Linked DNA regions of Homo sapiens: region 1 is linked to region 2. Evidence: chromatin loops called from intact Hi-C (ENCODE). Cell type or tissue: PC-9. All regions are shown on one strand.

Region 1 (8,000 bases), 110 kb after region 2:
CAGCACTTTGGGAGGCTGAGGAGGGCAGATCACGAGGTCAGGAGTTCGAGACCAGCCTGACTAACATGGTGAAACCCCGTCTCTACTGAAAAAAAAAAAAAATTAGCCATGCGTGGTGGCGGGCGCTTGTAATCCCAGCTACTCAGGAGGCTGAGGCAGGAGAATCGCTTGAACTCGGGAGGCAGAGGTTGCAGTGGGCCAAGATTGCATCATTGCACTCCAGCCTGGGCGACAGGGTGAGACTCCGTCTCAAAAAATAAATAAACAAATAAAATAAAAATAGAAAAATTAGCCGGGCATGGTGGTGCATGCCTGAAATCCCAGCTACTAGGGGGGCTGAGGCAGGAAAATTGCTTGAACCTGGGAGGTGGAGGTTGCAGTGAGCTGAGATCGTGCCACTGCACTCCAGCCTGGGCAACAGAGCGAGGCTCCGTCTCAAAAAAAAAAAAAAAGAAAAAGCCAAAATTAAACTTTAGTCTGAAGATGGGACATGTATCATAACTGTCTTTATTGTTAAGATAGGAAATAGGGGCCAGGTGCGGTGGCCCATGTCTGTAATCTCAGCACTCTGGGAGGCCAAGGTGGGCAGATCACCTGAGATCAGGAGTTCAAGACCAGCCTAGTCAACATAGCGAAACCCTGTCTCTACCAAAAATACAAAAATTAGCCATGCATGGTGGTGGGCGCCTTGGTTTTCAAAAGGTTAAATCATTGTTCAGTTTTTTCAAAATGATTTTATTTTACATACTTCTCTGCAACTTGCCAGTCTCTCTCTCTCTCTTTTTCTTTTTTCTTTTTTTTTTTTTTTTTTGAGACATGGTCTCACTATGTTACTCAGGCTGGAGTGCAGTGGCATGGTCATGGCTCACTGCAGCCTCGACCTCCTGGGCTCAAGCAACTCTTTTACCTCAGCCTTCTGAGTAGCTGAGACTACAGCCACCATGTCCAGCTAATTAAAAACTTTTTTTTTATAGAGATGGGGGTCACGCTATGTTGCCTAGGCTAATCTCCAATTCCCGGGCTCAGGTGATCCTTTCGCCTCAGCCTCTGAAAGTGTTGGTATTACAGGCGTGAACCACCTCTCCCAGCCTGCCAATTTCTTTTCTTTTCCTTTTTTTTTTTTTTTTTTTTTTTTTTGAGACAGAATCTGGCTCTGTCGCCCAGGCTGGAGTGCAATGGTGTGATCTCAGCTCACTGCAAATTCCTGGCTTCAAGCAATTCTCCTGCCTCAGCCTCCCAAGTAGCTGGGATTATAGGCGCCTGCCACCACTCCCAGCTAATTTTTGTATTTTTATTAAAGATGGGGTTTCACCATGTTGGCCAGGCTCTTCTTGAACCTCTGACCTCATGATTCACCTGCCTCCGATCCCAAAGTGCTGGGATTACAGGTGTGAGCCGCCACACCTGGCTGCTAATTTCTCTTTAAATTGTACTGCTGACATCTTCTCAGTCAGTAGAAGTATATCGACTTCATTATTTTTAATACCTTTAGTCATTTTTTTTGGTAATCATTCATTTTTAATAAAGAGGGATTCTTCAAATTTTTTGGTTCTTTTTTTTTTTTAAGGGAGTCTCGCTCTGTTGCCCAGGCTGGACTGCAGTGGCGCAATCTCGGCTCACTGCAACCTCTGCCTCTGGGGCTCAAACGATTCTCCTGCTTCAGCCTCCCAAGTAGCTGGGACTACAGGCATCTGCCACTACACCCAGCTAATTTTTGTATTTTTAGTCGAGACAGGGTTTCACCATGTTGGCCAGGCTGGTCTCGAATTCCTGACCTCAAATGATCTGCCAGCCGTGGCCTCCCAAAGTGCTGAGATTACAGGCGTGGGCCACCGCGCCCGGCCTCAAATTTTGTGATTATTCATTTAAATTTTGTAATCAAACATTAGGGTGACGTGTTGGAGCTGATCCCATACTGTAGGTTCAGGAAATACAGTCATTGCAGACATCATCATTAACGTTAAAGCAAGCAACACAGAGGCTTCTCTCTTGGGACTGAGAAGGGAAAGAGGTGTAGGAAACATATACAAATGTAAAAACTATTCTCCTAGTACTTGGCTTCTGGAAGTGAAACTGAAGGACTGTACTGTCCATATTAGGAAATGACTGGCTGCTGGATGACCACAGTGTTAAGCTTTTTGTCCCTTTTTGTGGGGAGAGAGATGAAAGGGAATTGGTCAGGAGGACATCAGATCAGTTAGCTTTATAATCAATCTCTTCTCTTCCAACACAATCTCAGTAGAGTTATAAGCATTAGGAAATCAAACTTTCACTTTAATTAGAGAGATTGAAAATCTGGCTCCATTTTTAAAGGTGAGGGTTCTAAATTGTATTCCTAAATGATGTTAACTATTGTTCCCCGAAATTGCATCAGGGTTAAAAATTTGTGTTGAGGTTGGTTTGAATTAATCTAAATATTCAACATGTGCTCTTGCCATAAAGCAGAAAGCAAAGGCCTGAAGTAGACAAGCTTTTTAACCTTTCTGGCATTTCATAGATTTCACCTTAATAAAATTCTGAAAACTCCCATTATAGTATAATTAGCTTCCTTTATTTTATTTATGTATTTTTTTGAGACACCTGTGTAGGTATCTGTGGACACATTTATGAGAATCGGTTGGCCCTGCAACTCTCCCAGTCAAGCTCACTGCCAGGCTAACTTTGGCTTGTGTACCTTCTCCTCTTAGTTTCACCAATACTTGACAGAGTCTGGCTCAGCACAGCTCTATGGGATGGAGGGCCAGATGGCTCCCAAAGAGCCCTGACCAGAGGCACAGGCCTGTGACCAGGTGTCCTATTCTAGGACAGATGGCTTGAATTGCCTCCTGCTCCCTTTTGCTCTGACAGTCTCTGGGACTACTGAGCGCTGGGGCCACTACAGAAATTGGATGATGCTTTGCAAAGATGGCTTTTAATTAAGTATCAGGGAGAGTGAGACAATCCAATATTTTCAAAGATGAGTCACTCTGGGATTGGCCTTTTTGCTTGCCTTAGAGGTCTAACCTCTTCCATTCACAGGTGAGAGACAGAACAATGTAGTCAAGTCAGTTCATCAGCATGTTGGCAAATCGGAGTCCCAGGCTTGGAGAAGACCTTTGCAGTGAAGGCATGTGGAAAGAGAATGTGGCAAGAGAGCAGCTATCTTCAGGGGAATGTTGGTCTGCCCACTGCCAGGAGGGCTTGTTACTCTGAAAAAGTTTTCAAAGTTTACCTTTGAGCCTCAGTAACTAGGTACTGGCATTTCCCCAGGGTTTAGTGGTTAGTGGAGGCTGACACTTCACATAACCCAGGTCACCAGACACCAAATACCAATTGTCTGACTTAAAATACAAACAGTTCTATGAAAGAGGACACCCAGTAGTCAGCCTGATGGTCGTATCCCCTACCCACAGGAAAACACACTGAAAGCCCACTCAGGCTGCAGATACGTTACTGACGCATCCACCACCACAGCTAGAGAGATACCCTCAGGAATGTGTTGACTTGATATACCTCCTTGCTGGGCCCCCTAGTCACATTCTTTCTTTACACAAGTTAATACCATTTACTCAGCAGAGGCTTTACACATGCTAATAGAGGCTCCTCAGGCTACACCTTCATCTCAGGACAAGTGGAAACCTTAATCATCTGGTTTCATTTTAATTTTCCATGACAGTAAAAGGTACAGTGACTACAGGACAGTCCTTTCCTGCCTTCCTGGGGTAGTTAATCCTAAAAAACCTCTTGTGGGGCAATTCAAGTTGAAAATGTAATCAGTACTTAATTTCAATGGGAAAACATTTTATATGTGCACAGTGTCCCAAAATTAACACCCACTCATGCTAAAACATCAAATCTCATTAAGACAGACACAATTACATTAACAATTACACTGGCTATCATAAACAAAACTAAAGGCATTTTCCCTTCATTAGTTATGATCTCATTAGTTACGAGATTATTATCCCATAATATGGCCATTTACCCGTTGTTTCTTAGCTTTTATGCACTGTACATTTAAGACTAAATTTAGGCCAGGCTCAGTGGCTCACACTTGTAATCCCAGCACTTTGAGATGCCAAGGCAGGTGGATCACTTGAGGTCAGGAGTTCAAGACCACCCTGGCCAACATGGCGAAACCCTATCTCTACTAAAAATACAAAAAAAAAATTGGTCAGGCACGGTAGTTCACGCCTGTAATCCCAGCATTTTGGGAGGCCAAGGAGGGCAGATCCCAAGGTCAGAAGTTCGAGACCAGCCTGGCCAATATGCTGAAACCCCATCTCTACTAAAAATACAAAAAAAAAAAAAAAAAAAAATTAGCTGGGCGTGGTGGCGCCCACCTGTAGTCCCAGCTACTTGGAAGACTGAAGCAGAAGAATCACTTGAACCCGGGAGGCGGAGGTAGCAGTGAGCCGAGATTGTGCCACTGCACTCCAGCCTGGCAGCCTGGGTGACAGAGCGCGACTCCATCTCAAAAAAAAAAAAAAAAGGTCAGGCCTATCCCAGTACTTTGGGAGGCCAAGGCAGGCGGATCACTGAGGTCAGGAATTTGAGACCAGCCTGGCCAACGTGGTGAAACCCTGTCTCTACTAAAAATGCAAAAATTAGCTGGGTGTGGTGGTGGGCACCTGTAATCCCAGTTACTCGGGAGGCTGAGGTAGGGGAATTGCTTGAACCCAGGAGACGGAGGTTGCAGTAAGCCAAGATCGCACCACTGCACTCCAACTTGGGTGACAGAGCGAAATTCTGTCTCAAAAAAAAAAAAAATTAGCCGGGTGTGGTGGTGCACTCCTGTAATCCCAGCTACTCGGGAGGCTGAGGCAGGACCCGGAAGGTGGAGGTTGCAATGAGCTGAGATCGACAGAGAAAGACTCCGTCTCAAAAAAAAAAAAGATATATACGGCCAGGCGGCTGGGAGTTCGCGACCAGCCTGACCAACATGTAGAAATCCTGATTCTACTAAAAATACAAAATTAGCCAGGCCTGGTGGCACATGCCTGTAATCCCAGCTACTCAAGGGGAATCGCTTGAACCCAGGAGGGCAGAGGTTGTGGTGAACCAAGATCCTGCCATTGCACTCCAGCCCGGGCAACAAGAGCGAAACTCCGTCTAAAAAAAAAAAAAGACTAAACATGCAAAACATACGTAAAAAATGATGTCCAATGTTTATACAACTTAACCTTTTTTTTTTTCTGAGACAAGGTCTCATTCTATTGCCCAGGCTGGAGTGCAGTGGCATGATCATAGCTCACTGCTCAAGTGATCCTGCCTCAGCTTCCCATCAGAGTAGCCAGGACTACAGGCATGCACCACCATTCCTAGCAGTTTTTAAAAACTTTTTTGAGGCTGGGCACGCTGGCTCATGTCTATAATTCCAGCACTTTGAGAGGCCGAGGCAGGTGGATCACTTGAGGTCAGGAGTTCGAGACCAGCCTGGCCAACATCGTGAAACCCCATCTCTACTAAAAATACAAAAATTAGCTGGGTGTGGTGGCAGGTGCCTGTAATTCCAGCTACTCAGGAGGCAGAGACAGAAAAATTGCTTGAACCCAGGAAGCGGAGGTTGCAGTGAGCAGAGATTGTGCCACTGCACTCCAGCCTGGGTGACACATTGAGACTCCGTCTCAAAAAAAAGAAAAAAAAAAAATTCTTTTTCAGGCCATGTGCAGTGGCTCACGCCTGTAATCCTAGCACTTTGGGAAGCCGAGGCGGGCGGATCATCTAAGGCCAGGAGTTCGAGACCAGCCTGGCCAACATGGTGAAACCCCATCGCTAATAAAAATACAAAAATTAGCCAGGCGTGGTGGTAGGTGCCTGTAATCCCTGTTACTCAGGAGGCTGAGGCAGGAGAATCACTTGAACCCAGGAGGCAGAGGTTGCAGTGAGCTGAGATCAGGCTATTGCACACCAGCCTGGGGGACAAGAATGAGGCTTCGTCTCAAAAAAAAAAAAAAAAAAAAAAACCTTTTTGTAGAGACAGGGTCTTGCTATGTTGCCCAGGCTGAACTTGAATGCCTGGCCTCAAGTGATCTTCCCATCTAGGCCTCTCAAAGTGATAAAATTATAGGCAAGAGGCACCGAGCCTGGCCTTAACCTTTGTTTTAAAAAAAGAGTAACAAGGGCCGGGCACAGTGGCTCACACCTGTAATCCCAGCACTTTGGGAGGCTGAGACGGGCGAATCACGAGGTCAGGAGATCGAGACCATCCTGGCTAACACAGTGAAATCCTGTCTTTACTAAAAATACAAAAAAAAATTAGCCGGGCTTGGTGGCGGGTGCCTGTAGTCCCAGCTACTGGGGAGGCTGAGGCAGGAGAATGGCATGAACCCAGGAAGCGGAGCTTGCAGTGAGCTGAGATCGCACCACTGCACTCCAGCCTGGGTGACAGAGTGAGACTGTCTCAAAAAAAAAAAAGAAGAGTAACAAGGGCCAGGCACGATGGCTCACGCTTGTAATCCCAAACACTTTGGGAGGACAAAGCAGGAGGATCACTTGAGTCCAGGAGTTCAAGACCAGCCTGGGCAACAGGGTGAAACCACATCTCTACAAAAAATACAAAAATTAGCTGCGCGTGATGGTGCACACCTGTGGTCCCAGCTGCTCGGGAGGCTAAGGTAGGAGGACCGCTTGAGCCTGGGAGGCAGAGGCTGCAGTGAACTGAGATCATGTCAGTGCACTCCAGCCTGGGTGAAAGAGAGAGACCCTGTCTCAAAAAAAAAAAAAAAAAAAAAAAAAGTAACAAGTCTTGGCACAGTTGTTTGTGCCTGTAATCCCGGCACTTTGGGAGGCTGATGCAGGAGGACTGCTTGAGCCCAAGAGTTCCGGACCAGCCTGGGTAACACAGTGAGACCTCGAGGCTGACACAGGAGGATCGCCTGAGCCCAGAAGTTCAAGACCAGTCTGGGTAGTACAGTGAGACCCGGCTCAATTAAAAAAAAAAAAAAAAAAGTAATAAAATGAATGAAAACCTTGCAAATAAAATTACCTTCACTGAACAAGTGAAATAACAAGAGACTTGATGTGTATTATTAAGCCTTAAATATGTTTTGCTATAAATCAGCAAAACTATGAGAAATCTGATGAGATAACTTAAGGTAACACAGACCAGCTCTGTGAAGCTGATGCATGTTGGCTTCAGGCACTCCAAGAAGTACACCAAACAAATCCATCCTGAGAGCTGCAAAGACATGCTTTGTGTTTCAGTTTTTATTGCAGAACAAACTACCTCAAAACTTACTGGTTTCACTCTTAAACAATAAGCATTTATTCTTTTTCATCAGTCTGTGGGTTTGCTGGGGAAGTCTTCTGGTCTGGGCCAGCTTAGCTGGGCCTGGATGGTCTAGAATGCTCTTGTTCATATGTCTGGTAGTTGCTGGCAGGCTAGCTGGTCTAAGGGGCCACACTCATACATGTCTGGCAGTTGGTCAGATGTCAGATGGGGTGATGACTATGTGTCTGTCATCATCCATTAGGTTAGTAGGAGTTATCCTCGTGGTAGTGGAAGAGGTCACAGCAGCAAGAGAAAGCAACCCCCTGTTGTAATCACTTCTCAAGACACTTCTTGCTTTACATTTGCCAGTGTCCTACAGGACAAAGCAAGTCACACGGCCAAGCCTAGATTCAGTGAATGGAGAAACAGACTCCACCTCTGCATTGGAGAAGCTGAAAAACACTGTGGCTATTCTGTTCAACCCACTACCCTTTAGAAGCTAAAGTAGAGATTAAATGATATTCCTTGTAACATGAATGGGCACGTATCTCAGGGTTTAATCATCTAGGTTTCAGGGCATTCTACATTTTCTGTTACTTATATCATATTTCTGTGATGGGAGGAGCATGCTTTTCTGTTTCAGCTACTGAGGTCAACTAGTAGGGCCACTTTCCTAGGACCTTTTCTATACCTTGAGACAGAGATAAAACTGAAGAGGTAGGCAAGAAGCTAGATCTTCTTAGGGCCCTGTAGGCCACATAAAGGAATTTAGGACTTGATCCCAAGAGCAATGCGAAGCCATAGAGCA
Region 2 (8,000 bases):
GCGCCCCCCAACCCCGGGCCTTTCAGCAGGCAGCAGGGCCTTCAAGCACCCCCCTTGGAGTCCAGGTTCCCAGGAATCACAATGCTCAGAACCCCTTCTCCTCCTTCAGGAATCCCTCTCCAACCTCTCCTGGCCCATCCCCAGCCCCTTAGTGAGCACTAGACTAGAGGAGGAAAGGAATCTCAACATCTACTCCGTCCCATTTCACAGATGGGAAAACAGAGGCCAAGGGAGGGGCAGCCCAAGGGCACACGGAAGCAGGTCAGTAGCAGACCCTGAACCAGAGCCTGCACTCCTGCCTACCAAGCTGGACTCTATTCCATGGCCCACTCTGGCCTGGTTTCACCCATGAGGATGCTAGCTCTCCGGGGGGTGAAGATCGGCTCTTCCTCCCCAGCAACTCTGGGACAGGGGAACCTTCACAGAGCACAGCCTGGGACTTTCAGCAGAAGGGCTGACCGGGAAAATTTTCCCCAAAAAAGAAACTGACTGCAGCCACTGCCTCTGGGGAGGTGTCTCATCTCCAGTGACACTGCTGAGGTTGTCCTGGTTGCAGGAGTAAATTATAGGGATGGGATGGCCTGTGGTTGTGCCCCCAGCAATCAGCCACACCCAGCATCTTCCCACCTCTGACCAGCCTGGGCCTCACCTAGGAACTGGGTCTGACCACTGTTTTTTCAGCTGCAGGAAACTCTGGGGCAGCCAGCTTGGCAGTGACACCCAAGCTCCAGCTCTGACCAAAAAGAACTACCATTTCCTCAACTCTGCCCCCGATCCCTCTTATTCCCATTGGAGCCATCCCTATTGATTCTGCATTTAACAGGGGCAAGGAGCAGCTGGACCACACACTGTGCCACCACACCTTCATTCTTTAAGAAACATCCCTTCATGGCCAGGTCACCCCCGGAAGTGAGCATTCTTCACCTCTTCTGTGGCCTGGCGCACTGTGCAGAGAAGAATGCTGAGGTACCCTGGGAGACATGCCAAGGTCACACCAGCAGGCAGGACACATTAGCTTGTCCCAGGCTGCAGTATCAGTTCTCAGCAGCATGGCAGGCTACAGAGAGAAGTGCTGAGCTCACTGTCCTTGGGTGGTGTGGCTCTCCTGGTGCACATCACAAACAGCCCAACTGAACAGCTCCGGGGATATCAGCCCTCCCTGGCCCCCAAGCCTCCCTCCCTGTAGGCCCGAGATGTGCAGAGCAAGGGCTGAGAGGTACTGGCACTTCGGTGGGAGGGAGGGAGAGCTGGCAGGTCTTGGGTGCTGCCCTGCTCCCCCTCCCTTCCTGGGATAAAATTAGAGTGCTGGGGTCACAGACACAGTCTTCCTGACTCAGCTCCCGTAACTCCCCTTCCACCCGCAGCCCAAACTGCAGCCACCATCCTCTGTGGCCCAGCCAGAGATCCAGACAGTCTGCCGCCCCAACTCCCCTCCTGCTCCCCTCCCATCCACCGATAGCCAGACTGGCAGCCAGGAAAAGGTGCGTGTCTGCATCTAGAGATGCTGGGCTAGGACCTGAGATCCATAGTCCCTGGGAGTCAAAGCAGAAAAGTTCTAGCCGTCAGACTGTGCTAGCCACCTTCATCAGTCACCTTAGCCCCACTCCTGCACCAAGGCCACAGGCCCAGGTCTCCGAGGGGGCCGGCAAGGCCAATGTACAACTACTCAAGGGAAAAGAGGCACCAGACAGGACTCTGGGTGGGGGCACCCTGGTCTAGGAATTGCAGGGCTGTTGAAGAGAAGAGGAAAACAGTCCTGCCCTGGGGAGTCGAGCCTGATGGCAGAGACATGACTGGGTCCTGGAGAGCAAGGTCTGAGGGGGAGGTCTGGCCCTACCCTGGGAATACATCTGAGGGGTCAGACAGCCACACCACAGAAAACTTCCACAGCTCTCCAGCAAAACTGTCTTAGCATGGACCCCAGGGCTGCCCACAAAGTATCTGCTGAAGACATGAAGGGAGGGTGAGGGCTGCTGGCCCCTGGGTAGGAGCTGCAGCACTAGGGCCCGGACAATCCCATGCGGATCTGCAAGCCTGAGCCCAGTTCCCTTCAAACCCTAGCCACAATGGCTAGGGTGGAGGAAGCAGGGACTGTTCGTCCCATTTTGCAGGAAAACGAACAGGAGCCCAGGACCACGGCCTCCCATGACCCCCAGGTTCCTGGCCCTCCCACCTCTGTTCTTGGTGATGCGTATGGACTAGAGGGAATGACACCAGCTCAGCCCCAGGACAAGGCCTTGGCCCATTCTCCACCCCAGCCCCAGCCTGGGCTCCCGCACCGCCTGAGGCCCTCAAAAGGCCTGATTGTGCCCGGGAAGTGTCGAGCAGCAGCAGCTCGATGAATACATGAAAGGAAGCTTTGTTCAGGTTGGCAGGAGCGGGGGCTGGGGGCTAAGGGGCAGGAGGGCTGCCTGGAAGTGAAGGCAGCACCAAGCCATCAGGGCCAGGCCTCGAGTCTCTGCCCAGGCAGGGGCTGAGCAAGGCCAGGGGCTACCCCTAAAAAGGCCAGGCCAAGGGAGTATGTATCATATCCCTGAACATTTTCTTTGTGATGCTTTATGAACCCAAACGGAGAGGTGAGGTAGATAAAAGCTGGATGGGCCCTGAACAGGCCGGGAGGGAAAGCCAGGCAGAGGACGCAACCTGAGCAAAGGTGGGGAAGGTGGCTGTATGGAGGACAGAGGCCATGCGCTGCAGCCTGGCAGAGTCCTAATGAGAAGAATCGGGAAGGTGAGCTGAGGCCCACGTGTGATGGGGGAGGGAAGATGCAGCCTGTCCAAGGACACACTGACCCACTGCCCACCACTCTCCCCTGCTGCCTGAACCTACGAGCAGGGCCAGGAGTGGAAAATGCCTCCCCATCCTCTGGCGTCCCCCACCTCCTGGCTCCCCCTGCTTCCCATCCTGCTTGTCTAAAAGGAGCACCGTCTGGCACCGTGTCCCCCCCTCACTCCCCAGCCTGACGCATTAGTGGCTAAGTGGTAGCTAAAAGCTCCCAGAATAACCAGGGGCTCAGGTAGGGGAGGGGGCTAGGGACATATGGGGAGGGCATAGCCCAGAGGCAGGCCAGGAACAAGACAACCCACCTCCCGCCCCATGTGATTCCGAGCCAATCCTCACTCGTGCTGGACCAAGAAAGCACATTCAGGCTGCCCCGTACCCAGCCGGACTCCATAGTTCCCCTGAGTACCATTTCTCATGGTGGCAGGGCCAGCAAGGCCCAGCTCCGGCCAGATAGGAGGGCTGCAAGGATGGCTGGGTTGTAGGAGATAACCTCCACCAGACACAGCCGCAGGGCCGGGTGCTCACAGGGCTCTGATCCCATTGGAAAGAATGGGGCCTGACTCCTTAGGGACCCTACCCTCGATCACCACCCCAGCAGCTGACCGACTGTGGCAAGTCTGGGCCTCTGGCATGCATTTCCTAACTCAGGCCTGCCTGGTGGAGCACGTTTCCTCTTCTCATTCACTCTGGTGCTGTCACCGTCTGGCCCGCTGTCCCCATACTCTTGTTGTTTGTGAAAGAGGAGTGCAGCTCCAGGGGAGGGCAGAGTGGGAGGTGTTGTTGTCCATGAAGGGGCTGGGTCCCATGCTCTGGTCTGGCAAAGCCAGCCTTGCAACCTGACCCACTGACCCAGTGGGCCTTGAATGTAACCTCAAGGAGCCTTTTGAAAGTGGGCAGAGAGTCAGGCTCTGAAAATGGCAGGAATGTGGGCACCCCCACAGAGAATGCCTAAGTCAGGCAGTCAGAGAGGCCCCGGGCCAAAGAGCAGAAAGCAGGCCGACCTCAGGTTGGAGAGCCAGCACATCTGGCAGGAGCGTCCTCCCACAGTTGTGCCCCCACCCCTGCACTGCCAGGCCTACCTCACACCCTCGCCCAACTACGTGTCTGGAAAAGAGAGTAGAGGGAAGGCCCACGTGATGCCTAGGAATTAGCCTGCAGCCTCTCCACCCTTTGGAATCCCACATCCACATGTCAAGGTGGAAGGGAGAGGATCTAAACAGTCATTGAACTGAAGGACACAGAGGCCAGAGAGGCTGTACCACCGGCCCAAGGACACAGAGCGAGGGAAGCTCCAAGTTTCCAGTACCCATTACCCAGCTGCTTCTCTCCAGGATCACATCCTGGGCTTCCTGGAGAGCCTCTGATTTGCAAAAAGCTGTATATTCAGCCTCTCCCTACTTCCCTGAATCATCCCTACTCTACCCTTCCCTCTCTTGCTCACTAGGTGCCGAGTCACTAACCTGATAACTAAAGGGAATCACCCGCCCACCCACCTTCCAGGTGAGGCCCTGATCTCCTAGGGGCCTTTAGTGATCAAAGCCTTAAATCCAAAGGAGTGACTAATGGTGGAAGTGTAGGTGCCGTGCATGTCAGAGTGGTAGAGGAAACCCTTCCACTAGGGGTGGGAATACAGGAACAAATGTTTCTGTCTCTCCTGATATGGCCAGGAAGAGGGTGTGAGAAGCCTGGTTTCCAGGGTGGCACCGGCTCGGTGCTAAGGATAGGTCATGGTTGCAGGTGGGTCCTGGCAACTCTCAGGCAGGGTTAGGTTCTAGATTAGCTAGTCGCCTGGCAGGGGCAGAGCCTGTGTGCTGGGGCAGGTGGTGGGGCCTCGAGACAGCACTCAGCTCATGGAGGACTGAGAAGTCTAACTTGTTTATGAGCTATGAGAAGAGCGAGCTGTGTGCTGGGCCAAAGGGGAGCATCCTCCCACCCACCAAGGTCAGCTGTGGGTGGGAGGGGAGTATATCTCATGTGTGGCTCAGCCCTGGCTCCAAGAAGCCTCATTATCTCTTTGGTGGCTGGACAGCTGGCTGGCTGTGACGGTGATTGGGGCTGGGCCTTCCTGGGTTCATTTTCCTCCCTGTGGATTAGCTGGGTGCGAGTCAGGGTGGGTGCTGGTACTTGTTTGGGCCTGGGTTTTATGACCCACCAGGATTCTTGAAACAAATCACAAAACAATCAGGGTGAAGTCCATGGGTCTTTTTGGGAAAGTGTGACTCTCTGAGTGCCAGAGAAGTCAGACAGTTTTCTGGAAGTGGAGGCAGCAGAAGAAACTGACATTCTCATCTGCTTCCACTGACCAGCCCACCAAACCTCCAGCCACCCTGCAAAGAAGGCAGGACAACCTGTATTGCCGTTTTACAAACAGGAAAACTAATGCCCTTCCAAGCCACCAAGGTCTGGATGCTCTCCCCATGGCACCACTGTGCTCAAAGGACCAGAAGAAGGTTTGGCTATTGGGGAGACTGTCTGGGGCAAAGTCCTAGGGAGAAGGGACAGTGTGGAAAGCAAGCCCCTTGGTGAGAGGCTGTGCTGAGCAGGATTCAGGGACTCAGGGAAGGAAGGCTGGCACTGAGGCCCAGCTGGAGTGGGTAAGATGCCCTGAGCCCACGCCCAGGGAAGGCCGGAAGCCCAGGACAAACATCATGTCCCATCTACCTTCCAGCTGTTCTCCAGCCCAGCAGGTTCCAAAAGCCCCAGAGTGGGGCCGAAGTCGCTGGTGGCTCCTTCAAAGCAGACAAAGGGTAGCGGTGCAGGGCCTGCCCTTGGGCCCACAGCCAGGGCAGGGGTCGGGGAGAGGGCGGAGAATGGCTACACAACCCCAAGTGGAGGGAGGGAGGCAGGTGGAAGACTGCTGAGAAACAGAAGGTTCCCCAGTCTTAGCCTTAGCCTGAACCAGCAGGGGAGACTGAGCAAGGGCAGCCAGCCAGCAAAGCCCATTAGGGAGAACTGGCAGGGGCTGGGCTGCCAGGGCTGCATTCCATCAGAAACCAGAGATGCCAGAGGAGGAGGAGGAAGATGATGACGACGATGATGATGCCCCTACCACCCAACCCTTCCATCGCATTTACTACGTGCCAAACACTATTCCAAATGATTTTTAGATATATTAACTCATTTAATCATCACTGAACTCTCATGAAGTAGGTTCTTTTATTATCCCCATTTTGCAGATGAGGACCATGAGACACAGAGAAGCTGAGTAACTTACCCAGCATTACACAGCTAGTAAGGGGTGGAGCAGAGGTTCATACTCAGGCAAGCTGACTCCAGAATCTGTGCTTATAACATCGTATTCCAGAGATGAGCCCTTGGAGGCTTCCAAGGTCAGCCCTTCCCAGACAGATGAGGAGACCAAAGCCTACCGAGGGTGAGGCCCAGTTAGAGGCTACTTGGCTAATGAAGTCCTGACCTCTGCCCGTAACACCCTGAAGACAGTGTGTGCAAGTGAGCACAGGTGTGCAGGCCCAGGTGAATGTAGTGAATTCCTATGCTTTGATGTTGCCCTGGCATCCGTTTTGAATATAAGCTGGGTTTTCTCACACTAGAAGCAGGGCTCAGTCAACCTTGACACCGTTTCCAGCTCCCCACCTCCTCCCAGTTCCTCCATGTGCTCAATCCAGATATCTACCGTAGACAGTCGTCTCCTGGTGACTGCTTCCCTGTGGGATGGCTACATACAGCCCACTTGATTGGTCCTGCTGACCTTGTCCCACAGCCCGCATGGACTGTGCAGATAGGCCAGTGACCTTGTCTCAAGTCACAACATGACCTCCTGGAACTCATGACTGCTTGCTGTAAACCCACCAATTAAAACTCCCCATGGAGGCCAGGCACAGTGGGTCATGCCCATAATCCCGGCGCTTTGGGAGGCTGAGGTGGGCAGATCATTTGAGGTCAGGAGTTCGAGACTAGCCTGGCCAACATGGTGAAACCCCATCTCTACCAAAAATACAAAAAAATTAGCCAGACATGGTGGTGTGCGCCTGTACTCCCAGCTACTTGGGAGGCTGAGACAGAAGAATCGCTTGAACCCAGGAGGCAGAGGTTATAGTGAGCTGAGACCACGCCACTGCACTCCAGCCTGGGTGACAGAGCAAGACTCCATCTCAAAACAACAACAACAACAAAACAAACTCCCTGTGGAAAACTTGTTTTAATAACACCATGGACCCCATAAAGATGCTGGCCCATAGATCCCCCCACCCTGCACATGCTCCCTGACCTCCACCTGTGTGTGGCTTCAGGTACACCAGGTATCCCTCAAGACCTGTTAGTAACAAAATCTTTATTTCCACCTGCCTCTCTCTTAATCATGGAAGAGGTGCTCTCCATCTTAAAGATCCTAAGTTACAACAGTGGGGCAGGAATCTTCTCGAGGTGCAGCGTGGGGCCCCGGTCCTGAGTGACTGATTAGAAAGACAAGTCTCCCAAGATCTCGCTCAGAACATAAAGTACTCTGTGGGGCCGGGTGCCATGGCTCATGCCTGTTATCCCAGCACTTCGGGAGACCAAGGCAGAAGGATCACATGTGTTCAGGAGTTAGAGGCTGCAGAGAGCTATGAATGCACCACTGTACTCCAGCCTGGGAGACAGTGAGATCCTGTCTCTAAGAAAAAAAGTACTGCATGCTCTGAAGCTGACCACAGTGAAGGGCAGAGTGTGCTCACCAGCCAGGTCCCCACTCAGCCAGCCCTGGCGAAAACACTCACCTCCACTCCTCAGCTCAAGGACCCACCATGGCTCCTAACTGCCCATCCAAGCAGGGCCCAAAACCTCAGGGCAGGGCAGTCAAGGCCCACCTCATCTCTGCACAGCTCTGCCATGGCTCATTTCCATCTCTGCACTTTGCTCCTGTTCTCCCCTCCCTGGATTGACCTTCCTCCTTTTCTCTGTGCACATGGATCTTACCTGTCCTTGAAAATGTAGCTAAATCCCTTGGATCCAGGAAGTATTCCAGACTGCTCCAGCCCTCACTGCCCGTACCTTCGACCTTGTACCACAAACCATCTGGCACCACCATCTTCGCTCAGATCATGCTGTCTGATGGGATTTCATCTGGCCTATGGGGCCCTGAAGGTGAGGACCAGGCTTCCTCTTGCTCCAAGTCTTCCATTCCCAGGGAGCAGCTCAGACAGTGGAGAGAAGCAAGACTGGGGCAGGCCAAACTCCCATGCCAGAGGGACAGGTATCTTAGAACAGATTCCTGGGCC

What was found. A loop is a pair of places that touch in the nucleus more often than their neighbours do. Peaks named below come from ENCODE experiments on the same cell type or tissue, not always from the same donor. Only the 100,000 strongest peaks of a DNase experiment are listed, where the experiment ranks them.
Region 1: a loop joins it to region 2, with 7 times the contacts of the local background. A loop is called at or near these places in 7 of 110 quality-filtered maps.

The regions. Positions count from the first base shown.
Region 1 is chr15:74,528,171-74,536,170 of GRCh38, forward strand. LOC124903528 (a long non-coding RNA gene) reads right to left here. Exons shown (of 2, transcript XR_007064719.1): 2 at 7,171-7,565. Among named protein-coding and RNA genes, the nearest start is that of ARID3B, 9.0 kb to the right of the region's middle. RefSeq lists a silencer at 3,505-3,705. In PC-9, no CTCF peak of the experiment used is centred here; a DNase peak (open chromatin) is centred at 3,221; H3K4me3 peaks cover 627 bases; H3K27ac peaks cover 3,295 bases.
Region 2 is chr15:74,419,377-74,427,376 of GRCh38, forward strand. The region is part of intron 1 of SEMA7A (semaphorin 7A (JohnMiltonHagen blood group)); the gene reads right to left. Among named protein-coding and RNA genes, the nearest start is that of SEMA7A, 11 kb to the right of the region's middle. RefSeq lists enhancers at 2,217-2,848, 3,552-3,846, 4,112-4,742. In PC-9, no CTCF peak of the experiment used is centred here; DNase peaks (open chromatin) are centred at 945, 3,655 and 4,285; H3K27ac peaks cover 5,072 bases.